2 separate regions of the Homo sapiens genome follow, and region 2 is linked to region 1. Evidence: read pairs that join two places in POLR2A ChIA-PET (ENCODE). Cell type or tissue: MCF 10A. All regions are shown on one strand. Each heading gives the region's core, and the rest is flanking DNA. Links, peaks and the distances in the headings are about the cores only.

The links. Peaks named below come from ENCODE experiments on the same cell type or tissue, not always from the same donor. Only the 100,000 strongest peaks of a DNase experiment are listed, where the experiment ranks them.
Region 2: POLR2A ChIA-PET joins it to region 1 with 5 read pairs; 1 of 35 experiments calls an interaction of 5 or more read pairs at or near these places.

What each region holds. Positions count from the first base shown.
Region 1 is chr5:149,616,287-149,621,664 of GRCh38, reverse strand. It overlaps ARHGEF37 (Rho guanine nucleotide exchange factor 37), which reads right to left. Exons shown (of 13, transcript NM_001001669.3): 5 at 4,899-5,098; 6 at 3,359-3,489; 7 at 2,623-2,727; 8 at 1,201-1,311. Among named protein-coding and RNA genes, the nearest start is that of ARHGEF37, 37 kb to the right of the region's middle. RefSeq lists enhancers at 3,307-3,576, 3,707-3,836, 4,707-4,776. In MCF 10A, for the core only: a CTCF peak has its summit at 2,761 (motif pointing right); a DNase peak (open chromatin) is centred at 2,654.
Region 2 is chr5:149,744,653-149,750,030 of GRCh38, reverse strand. All of the region lies in intron 1 of PPARGC1B (PPARG coactivator 1 beta), which reads right to left. Among named protein-coding and RNA genes, the nearest start is that of MIR378A, 15 kb to the right of the region's middle. In MCF 10A, for the core only: no CTCF peak of the experiment used is centred there; DNase peaks (open chromatin) are centred at 200, 1,980 and 2,350.

The DNA.
Region 1 (5,378 bases), core at 137-5,136:
TTTGGAAGCATGCAGGCCTGGATTCCAGTCTAACTCCCACTGACTAGCTGGGACCTTTAGCATGTTATCTAACTTCTCTGGGCCTCAATCTGCCCATCTGAAAAATGGGGACGATGCATGTAATGAGCTTAACAGAGTGCTTAGCACAGAGTAGGCATTCAATCTTATATAGCACTTTGAATCATTATTATGCAAAGACCTTGAAAAAGTTTTTTGTTTTTTTTTTTGAGACAGGGTCTCACTCTGTCTCCCAGGCTGCAGTGCAGCAATGCAATCACAGCTCACCGCAGCCTACCTGTCAGGCTCAAGCGATCCTCCCACCTTAGCACATGCCACCACACCCAGCTAATTTTATTATTATTATTTTTTGTAGAGACAGGGTCTATGTTGCCCACAGTGGTCTCTAACAACTGGGCTCAAGCAATCCTCCTGCCTTGGCCTCCCAAAGTGCTGGGATTACAGGCATAAGCCACCTTGCCCAGCCTTAGAAAAGATTTTGTATAGAGTGGTGGTCAAGAGTCTTTGGGGCTCAGATCCCAGCTTATCACTGACCATCTGTATAAATGACCCAGGAGGTGACCCCCTCTGAGCCTCAATCTCTCACCTGCAGAATGGGGTTATTCAAAGTAGCCACCCCCAAAACCATATGGTGAGGATTAAATGATGTAAGGAATATAAAGGGCTTAGCATAGAGCCTGGCAGATAGTGAGGCTCAATAAATGTTAGTGGGGGCTATTTTTATCAGGAAAGTGCACTAATAATAATCTCTATGCTGCTGACCACTCAGGAAGATTACAGATGTGGCAATTGTGTAAAGTGCCTGACTTCTTTTTTTGAGAAGGAGTCTCACTCTGTCTCCGGGCTGGAGTGCGGTGGCATGATCTCGGCTCACTGCAACCTCTGCCTCCTGGGTTCAAGCAATTCTCCTGCCTCAGCCTCCTGAGTAGCTGGGACTACAGGTGCACACTGCCATGCCCGGCTAATTTTCTGTATTTTTAGTAGAGACGGGGTTTCATCGTATTGCCCAGGCTGGTCTCAAACTCCTGAGCTCAGGCAATCTGCCTGCCTCGGCCTCCCAAAGTGCTGGGATTACAGGCGTGAGCCACCACGCCTGGCCAAAGTGCCTGACTTCTAAATATTATTCTTGTAAGCTCTACCACCTGCCTAACAAAGAAAGGAGAAAGGAAAGGTTCCACTCACAAATTTCAGGAAGGCCTCAAGGTGAAGGTCTCTTGCCAAATTGCAATACTGCACTGCAGGCCCCTCGGGGATGTCCAGATTGTATTCGTGCGGCCTGAAGTAGAGGAAAGCCTGGACCCAGTACCAAGGAGAAACATCCAATCATGCCTGTCATGGCCATCTTACGCTGGAATCCCCTTCCACCATACCTTGAAGAGGTTTTCCAGGCTCTCTACACACCCCCAATGAGAGGGACACACACAGCTGATTCTATTCTCACACAGCTTAAGTGATTAGAAAGTTCCGCCTTAGACTGAGTCAACATCTTTCTCCTCATTCCAGTGCTTCTTGAACTTCATACATTTACATGCCACCTTTGTGGGGTTTTTTTCTTTTTCTTTTTTTTTTTTTTTGAGACAGAGTCTCACTCTGTCACCCAGGCTGGTGTGCAGTGGCATGATCTTGGCTCATTGCAATCTCTGCCTCCCAGGTTCAAGCAATTCTCCTGCCTCAGCCTCCTGAGTAGCTGGGACTACAGGCGTGTGACACCTTGCCTGGCTAATGTTTTTCGTATTTTTAGTAGACACAAGGTTTCACCATGTTGACCAGGCTGGTCTTGAACTCCTGACCTCAAGTGATCTTCCCGCCTCGGCCTTCCAAAATTCTGGGATTACAGGCGTAAGCCACTGCACCCAGCAGTGCGTTTGTTTTTTCCCATGTCCATATTCCACATGTTCTATTAATACTTTTCTCTAACTTTTCCTATTTACATCAATGCATTAAAAAAATGCCCCATAGCATTTAAATCTTCATTTAATTAGTTGCTCACATTGACGCATCAGGAGATGTCATCAAAAATCTGAAAAATACCTGAATTTCCAGGTGTGTTTTTCTTAAAGTCAGAAGAACTGGGCCCATATTCTCACCCAGCAACAACCCCCCAGAGCTGAGGAATAGCTGCTCCTTTAGATTTGATTCATGTATTCATTCATTCAGCCCTTCAAATTCCAAATATTATTTTATATTTAAGTTCACTGAAAAGTCTCATAAACAGCCTGTTAGACACTAGGCTCCTATTGCATTGGATTGCCTGTTACCTGCACACTTCACTCAGTAGCATTACCTGCCTGGCCCCTTTAGGCACCTGTTTGTCTCCCCTGCTCTAGGTGCTGGTCTGGCAGAGTTGCTCTGCGGGGCTCTGCTTCCAGTGAATTTTGGCCCTATGTGGTAGGAACTCCAATGGGCTCGGAGCTGCCCCCAGTATAATGGCCTGGGGCTGAGGAGTGCTGGCCAGCATTCTCCAGAAGAGATGAGACAGGATGACCTCATCTGGTTGGTTTCTGAGGCTGGTGCCTTTCCCAGCTTGTAGGCTGGGCCCTGCAAGCCTCCTGCCAGGGGAACCCAGCCCAGACTCGCCCTTTATGAACCCTGCAGTGTCCTCACCTGCAGATTGTCCAGGTAAGCAGCCACGTTGTTCTTCAGCTCAGTCACACACAGAGACACCCACTGGAACCTCTCTTCTAAATCATCAAATTCCTTGTCTTCTGTCTGAAAGTAATGTGTGTGAGGGTTGAGAATATCCACATGGGGGCAGTGTACACCGGCTTCAGTGTTCCAGGTCCTCACTGGGACAACCTTTCCACAGACTCGCCCACCAGAGCTGGTTCTCGCAACCCCAAAGCTGAGAGGGTGGTGTAGCTCAGTGGTTTTACATTCAGAGCATGGAATCGGATACACAAGCATGAGCCCCAGTTCATTGGCTTCCTAGCCGTGTGACTCTGGACAAGGGTTTTACCCTCTCGGAGTTTCTGTTTTCTCATGGGGATAGTGGGAACACTTATTTCATTGTGTGAGCATGCTTGGTTTCAGAGCAGGCACTCCACCAACCTGTGCTGCTAGAAGTAGCTATTTAGGGCTGGTCCTTTGCCCAAACCCAGAGACCAGCTCTCCTATCTGTGTAAATAGGCCCCAAAGAGAGTGGCCCAAGACACTGGAGAAACCCCTCCACTGGCTCTTCAGAATCAAGTGGGGTGCCACCTCTGCCTCTTCCCAGCACCTCAATCTCTCAGCCTCCATTGCCTCAGTTCTGAAAGGAGCCTAAGTCCCCTGTCTACCCACTGTGCAGGGCCTGGCCTTGGGGGTGGCTGGATGTGACTCTTCCTCCCAGGCGCACGCTCACCCTGGGGATCAGCCCCGCCTCCTGCTTCAGCAGCTGGCTCAGCCGGGTGGTCTTCTTGGAGAGGGTGTGTGTGTTGATGCGGGCCAGCCGCTCCCGGAGGGTCAGCTGCTCTACCTTGGTGTACTTGGAGGCTGCAACGACAGAGAAGAGGGGAAGCACGGTGATCAAGCCAACTCAGGAAAGTGGATGTCACGGACATGCCCGGCTGGGCACCTGCTTGGGCCCTCTGCTCCATCAGGGTCACATTCATGAGGTTAGTGAGTCACACAGGAAAAGCATAGGGTCCTCTGTCTGAGGTGTGAGCCCTGGCTGAAGAGCTTCCTGCCTGCTTGACTTTGGGAAGTCACCACTCCTTGGGGCCTCAGTTTCCTCATCTGTAAAATGGGACCAGCCACCTCGCAGGATTGCTGGGAGAGTCACCTAAGACAGAGGGTCTGAATGAACTTCCTAAAGAAGAACCCATGGAGGAGAGATTTGCCTGGGGTCCCTCAGCCACTTTGAGCCAGGCCAGCTGGGAGCCACGCTTCCCGGTCCTGACTCAGTGCTTCCTACTGATCTGTCGTAGGATGGAGAAGCAGGTGGGGAGGAAATCCAAAGCTGCTAAATATAGTATAGCATGGTGGTGAAGACTCCAGGCCTGAGTTTGAAACCTGGCTCTGTCCCTTACCAGTTCTGCGACAGGAAGCAAGTGATGCATGCTCTCATTTTACCTGACTGTGAAATGGGGCTAACAGGGCCAACCTCAGAGGGTTAGTGCAAAGACCAAATATGACAATGAAGGAAAAAGCATGGCACAGCTAGCCCTTAGTAAACATTAGCTGAATTGCCATTTTTATGTTGTCTCAGTCATGTAATTGAGTTTCTCTTAACTTGAGACACTGTTTCGTTTTCCAAACCTTTCTGTTTTAATAACCTGAGAGGCAGGCTCCCCAGATATATGCACAGCTCTTTACCTCCCCACTATTGATTTCTCCTCCACAGTGTGGCAGTCATGTGGTTTGGATGAGATTGATCTCACTTTAGCTCAAGGGGTGGATTGCTGACTGATACAAGCCAATTTATATAATTCCAAACCCCTGGCAACAGTGATTAATTCAAAGAAGGGCACATAACCCAGACCTAAGCCAATCAGTTCATGATGCCCTAACTTTGGTGATTAGTTCAAGGTAAGCACATGACCCAGGTGGGTCCTATCAAAGAGAAACTTTGACTTAATTTTTGTGGCTAAGGGGGAAAAAACCCTGCCTTACCCGGGTAAGTGTGGTGTGCAGCTGTGAGTCTTGGAACAGCCACAACTTACTATTATGAGGCAAGCCAGCCTGAAGATGAAGCTGATACAGAGTAAAGAGCAGAGACAAGGGAGTTACAGGGAACTGGAGCCAGCACCCTGATCGAACCCTACCTAAAGCTTGCATTACCTCTGGATTTATAGTTACATAAGCCACTACATTCTCTTTACTGGTGAAGCAGATTTTAGATAAATTTTCTGTAACTGGAAGCATTCCTACTAATGTGTCCCCTTAAATGCCCAAGTCCTTACCCACTTCCTTGCGCATCTTGTACTCATTGATATTGGTGTTCACGTCCTGGAGGGCAGAGACAGCCCTCTGAAGGACAGGATAGGCACTGGCATCAGGGACTGTGTTCTCCAGGATTTTCTGCAGCAGCAGTGGGTACCTGGTGATCCTCTGCAGAGGAATTACCAGCAAGAAACTGAGGCCTGAAGATCCAGCTTGCGGCCTGAGGGAGAAGGCTGGTATTAGGCAGGTAAATCCCACCCTCTGGAGGACCAGGGGGCCTGGGCTGTAGTCCTCACTCTACCATTTAGCTCACTGTGTGATCTCAGGCAAGTCACCCCCTCTCTGCGATCCTCCAGTTCCTCATCTGTAACTTGTGAGTTCTAGATGTTAGGCAGGCAGTGACGGTTCTGGGCCTTGGTTTCCCATCTGTCCCAAATCCAATGTTCAAGCTCTCTGCCCTCAGCTTGCTCGGCCTCTCCACAGCAGACACGACTGACTAC
Region 2 (5,378 bases), core at 122-5,121, 130 kb before region 1:
ACACTGACATTACCCACTGGGTGCAGGGAAAGTACATTAACCATCTGCGATGAGACTGTTTCCTAGCTCCATCTGTCCATCTGTCTCCAGGAACTAGTCTCCCTCTCTATCCAGTACCTGGTGGTTCAGCTCCAAGCAGAATTTACCAAAGCAAAACAGCCCCCATGATTCACAATCCCAGACTTGTGACACTTTAAAACAGCTCACGTTTAGAAAGATAATGAGTCACAGGATGGCAGAGATTAGGAAACTCAGGGCCAGAGAGGGGGCGAGACCTGTCCAAGGTCACACAGCAAAGAGGAACAGCCCAGGGCTCCCTCCAGACTCCAGGTACAATATTCTCACCATGACACTCTTCTTTCCAGCACAGATGCAAAAAACAAGATTTTCCTCTTCCCTAACTCTAAATTACATAGAGATCAATGGAGATTACAGTTTTCTGGGGGCGTTTCACAGTTGCAACTGTTGCAAAATCATACAATGGCGAGATGTGGCAATTCCGAAAAGACTGGAGATCATTGCTCCAAAAAGAATTCAAGATAAGGCAGGGAACTCAGACAGCAGTAGCGGAGGGGCTCCATTCAAAAAACATCTCTCTTCTCAACCAGGCAGATCTGAAGGGCCACAAGTCTCACATTCCCGTCCAGTTCCTACAACAGTGACCTCAGCGGGTAAGTCACTTCACATCCCTGGGCCTTGGGTTCTTCATCAGCAAAACAGAAATGAAAATCCTCACAAGGATGTGAACTGTGGATGTGAAAATGCTGTGTGAATTTCGCAGTGACACACTAACAGGTATAACGGTAAATAGGAGTAATAATCATTATGATGGCACTAAGTATCATCTGCATCATTAAATTTATTGAGGGCTGTACCTAGTGGTTCTGTGGTGCCTGGCCCCACCGATTCCTGCTGTATTGAGCCAGGGACTTGAGTCAGGACTACATATGAGAAGCTGTACCCCAGCCTTTGTGTCAATCCTTAACACAAATCCCTGCATGTCCCCCACTCACTCCTAGGGCCTGGGGAGGAGCGGTGCAGTCCACAGGGTGATACCATTCATCCCATGCTGCCTGTGAGGCCCAGGGAAGAACTAGTCACCCTCAAAGTCACTCTCCTTCTGAAACCTCCCCAAGGCCTTTCCCCTTCTGCAGAGCAGCCTCCAGCTAGTTTCTCGGACGAGAATCTTGGTGTTCCATCTTTGGATTCTTCCAGACATTTCGTTCATGCTGTCTGTTCCTCACCCCCATGGGGAGTCCTCCAGTCAGCTCAGAGCCTCCCCTCAAGCCTCTCACCTAGCCACTCATTGCTCAGTCATCAGCCACATGATATGCTAGCCATCACGACAGCCTGGTCCCTGGCTAGGAGGCCCCTCCCATCATGTTGGCCAGCTCCTGCTCATCCTTCAATACCCTTTCTGCTGCAAAAGTTGTCTTGACACTCTGCCCTGGGCACCTTCCATGGCCATCAGCAGATCTGTTCATCCAGGGCAGGGAGCAAGGCTTGCTCAAATCTGCAACTGGTTTCCCGTGCACAAGGAGTGACTGCTGCACGGCTTCCTCCACTAAACTGTCACCAAACCATCTGGTCACTGGTAATTGTCATTATTATTGATCATAACACCCAGACACACTGCACTAAGCTCTTCAGACATTGTACCTTCTCATCTTCTCAACTCAACTACCCACTGAGATATATATATATAGATATATCTATATCTATATCTATATCTATATCTATATCTCTTCACCCCATTTCACAGGTGAGGAAACTAAGGCCCAGGCAGAATAAGTACCATGCCCTAAGTCAGCAGCTAACTGACAGACCCTGGACTCAGGCTGACTCAGAGCTCTGTTCTTCACTGTTCTCGTGTGCCTCCCACTTGCCCTCAGACCCTGGGCTGTGCTCATCACCTGGAACCGGCTGGTACTGCCCCTCCTCTGGTTGTTTCACAACCATATCATTGAAAATCTTCTGGCAGGCCAGCTGAGCAAAGGAGGGCTTTCTTCTCCTCTTAGGGTGGATTCTAAACCTCCACCTCCCTCTCCTGCTTGGCTCCTCACCCACTCCTCAACCCCACCCTGCTCTCCCTGGAACCTGATTCACCAACCTGGGCCTGCTCTAGCCTCTCAGGAGATGGGCCTCTGGCAAAGCAGCTTCCACCCAAGACACCATCACTGTCCTCTAGTTTTGCCTGCTATGGTGCCTGCCCATGGTCCACCCCCACCCCACCAGGGAGGTGTGGATGCAGGCACAGTGGGAGGAGATTGCCACATTCCTGTTGGGGCTGGACCAGAAAGTACAAGCCAGGCTGCCACTCCTTCAGCCACTGGGACAAAGAGCAGTGCTGGAGTAGGCTGGAGGCCCCAGGCGCTGCTGGGCAGGTACCTGGTGTCCACACCCACAGGGCAGGGAGGAGCTGTTGCCCAACCCCAAGGAGAAAGTGGCATGAGGCCACTAGGGCACTGGGGCATGATATTTTGGGGCGGGGCCCTGGTCATGCCTGCCTGCTGGGCCCTGGGGACCTCTGTGTGGCTTGGTCAGCAAAGGAGCTATGTCCCCAAGCCCCACACTCACCCTCTGAGCATCAGGCTCACGTGAAGAATGGTGCTAAAAGTATTTTTCTCCTGACACTGTTAGGAGGGTTAGGTGAGCTCGGCAGCCTGTACAGCTTAAGGACTTAGCCAACTACTCACTCATTCAAGACACATTCAGTTATGCGAAGGAATGAAGTTGGACTCTTACCTTACACCATATATAAACATTAACTCCAAATGGATCAAAGATAAAAATGAAAGAGCTCAAACTCTAAAACTCTTAGAAAAAAACAAAGCAGGCAAAGGCTTCCTGACATTGGGTTTGAAAATGATTTCTTAGATATGACACCAAAAGCAGAGGCAACAAAAGAAAAAATAGACAAATTAGACTACGTGAAAATTATTTAATTTTGTGAATTAGAAGACACTATCAACAGAATAAAAAGGCAACACATAGAATGGGAGAAAATATTTGCAAATCATATCTGATGAGATTAGTATCTCAAATGTAAAGAGAACTAAATGTCAACAACAACAAAAAACAAACAACCCAATTTTAAAATACAGGCAAATGACTTGAAAAGACATTTATCTAAAGAAGATATGCAAATGGCCAGTAAACACATTAAAAAATGCTCAGTCATTAGGGAAATGCAAATCAAAACTACAATAAGATAACCACCTCACATCCATTAGGATGGCTACTATTTAAAGAAACAAACAGAAAACAGGAAGTGTTAGAGAGGATATGGAGAAATTGGGACCCTTGTGCACTGTTGGTAGGAATGTTAAATGGTACAGCCACCATGGAAAACAGTATGGTGGTTCCTCAAAACATTAACAATAGAACTACCATATAATCCAGCAATTCCACCTCTGGGCATATACCCAAATGGGTTGAAGTCAGGGTCTCCAAGAGATATTTGTGCACCCATGTTCATAGCACCATCATTCACAATAGCTAAAATGTGAAAGCAACCCAGGTATTCACTAACAAATGAATGGATAAGCAAAATGTGGCATATTCAGTGAAATATTATTCTACCTGAAAAAGGAAGGAAATCCTGACATTTGCCCCAATAGAGATGAGCCTTGATGACACTATGCTAAGTAAAATAGGCCAGCCACAAAAAGACAAATACTGTGATCCCACTTGTATGAGAAACCATGTCACAACCAAAATCATAGAGACAGAAAGTAGAATGGTGGTCATTTGAGGAGATGACACCTGACAGGACAGGAAGGAGGTGAGGAAGCAGCAAGCCATGGCAATGCCTGGGAAGAGCGTTGCCGGCAGAGGGAACAGCAAGTGCAAAGGCCTCACTACACTAGCTAGAAGACTAATTCTATTATCAGTGGAGCCACACCCTGACCACACTGTGGAAGCAGCACACAGAGCTGGGATGGCAGTGAATCAGGCATCAGAAATGGATTCTAGTCCTGTTGCTACCTCTAAGCTACTGCATGGTCTGGGACCATGACCAGCACCCCTCTGATCTTTAAGGGGCCTGATACATCAAACTGTCACTGGCCTCTGGGAGTCTGCAGGTGACTTGTGTTCTCTCAGGCTGCCTTCTTCCTCCTCTCTTCCAACCCATTCACTCATAAAGTAATCCTAATCCCCCCACCTCCTATGAGCTGACCCATAAGTGGGTGTGGGATTGAGGATCAAGGAGGACAAACACAGGGACCAAGACGAATATTTGAAAACTGATTACCGGCAGGATCCTACCAAGTCACTCTCTAGACCTCTATTTTCCCATCTGTAAAATGGGAATACTTCTTTTCCCTATGACATGAGATTGATGTGAAGATCAAATGGAAATGCCTGATAAAGAAGTTGCCCTGCTCTCCACGGGCATTATTATAAAGAGGCTTTCGATCTGTTCCCTGGTCATTCATCCTAAATGCTAGCCTGTACCCCACACTGAGGCAGGAAAGAGAGAGGGGAGGGAACTGGCAGAGTTCATGACAGACACTCTATGAATAGTACCTGATTTTTAGTACCAAAGCAGGGGTGTCATCAGAGGGAGCTTTTTAAAGACAGAGAAGCTTAAGGGCCTACTCTCAAAGATTCTCACTCTATAGGTCTGGGACAGCCCCAGATGTGTAATTATGACTTTTTTAAACTACAGAGTTGATTCTGATGTGCACTCATGGCTGAGAACCACTGATTAGTTCTACCAAGCCTGGCAGGTAAGTCCTATTATCATTCCCATTTGGGAGCTGGCTAACTAGAGCACAGAGCAGCTATCTAACTCCTTAGATCACACAACTAAAAAGTCACAAAGCTGGCCAGGCACAGTGGCTCCTGCCTGTAATCCTAGCACTTTGGGAGGCCGAGGCAATAGGATCGCTTGAGCCTAGGAGTTCGAGACCAGCCCGGGCAATATAGCAAGACCCTATCTCTAAAAAAAGTAAAAAATTATCCAGGTGTAGTGGCACATGCCTTTAGTCCTAGCTACTGGGGAAGCTGAGGTAGGAGGATCCCTTGAGCCCAAGAGGTCGAGACTGCAGTGAGCCTCCTTGATCGCACCAGCTTGGGCAACAGAGCAAGACCCTGTCTCAAAAAAAAAAAAAAAAAAGTCACAAAGCTAAAATTTGAACCAGACTCTAAAGCCCAAGCTCTTATGAATCACTAAGCGCAAGTGCCACTGTTTCTTGAGGCCAATCAGCACTTATCTAATGCCGAGCTACAAACTCTTTGTGCTACCTTAAGCAGCCTTGGAAACATAAAAGACAACACCTTATTTTCAGAGATTGCATTAACTTTCAAAGAAAGCTTTATGGCTAGACTAACTCATTCATCTGGCTTCATCAAGGAATTATGTATGCTAACAA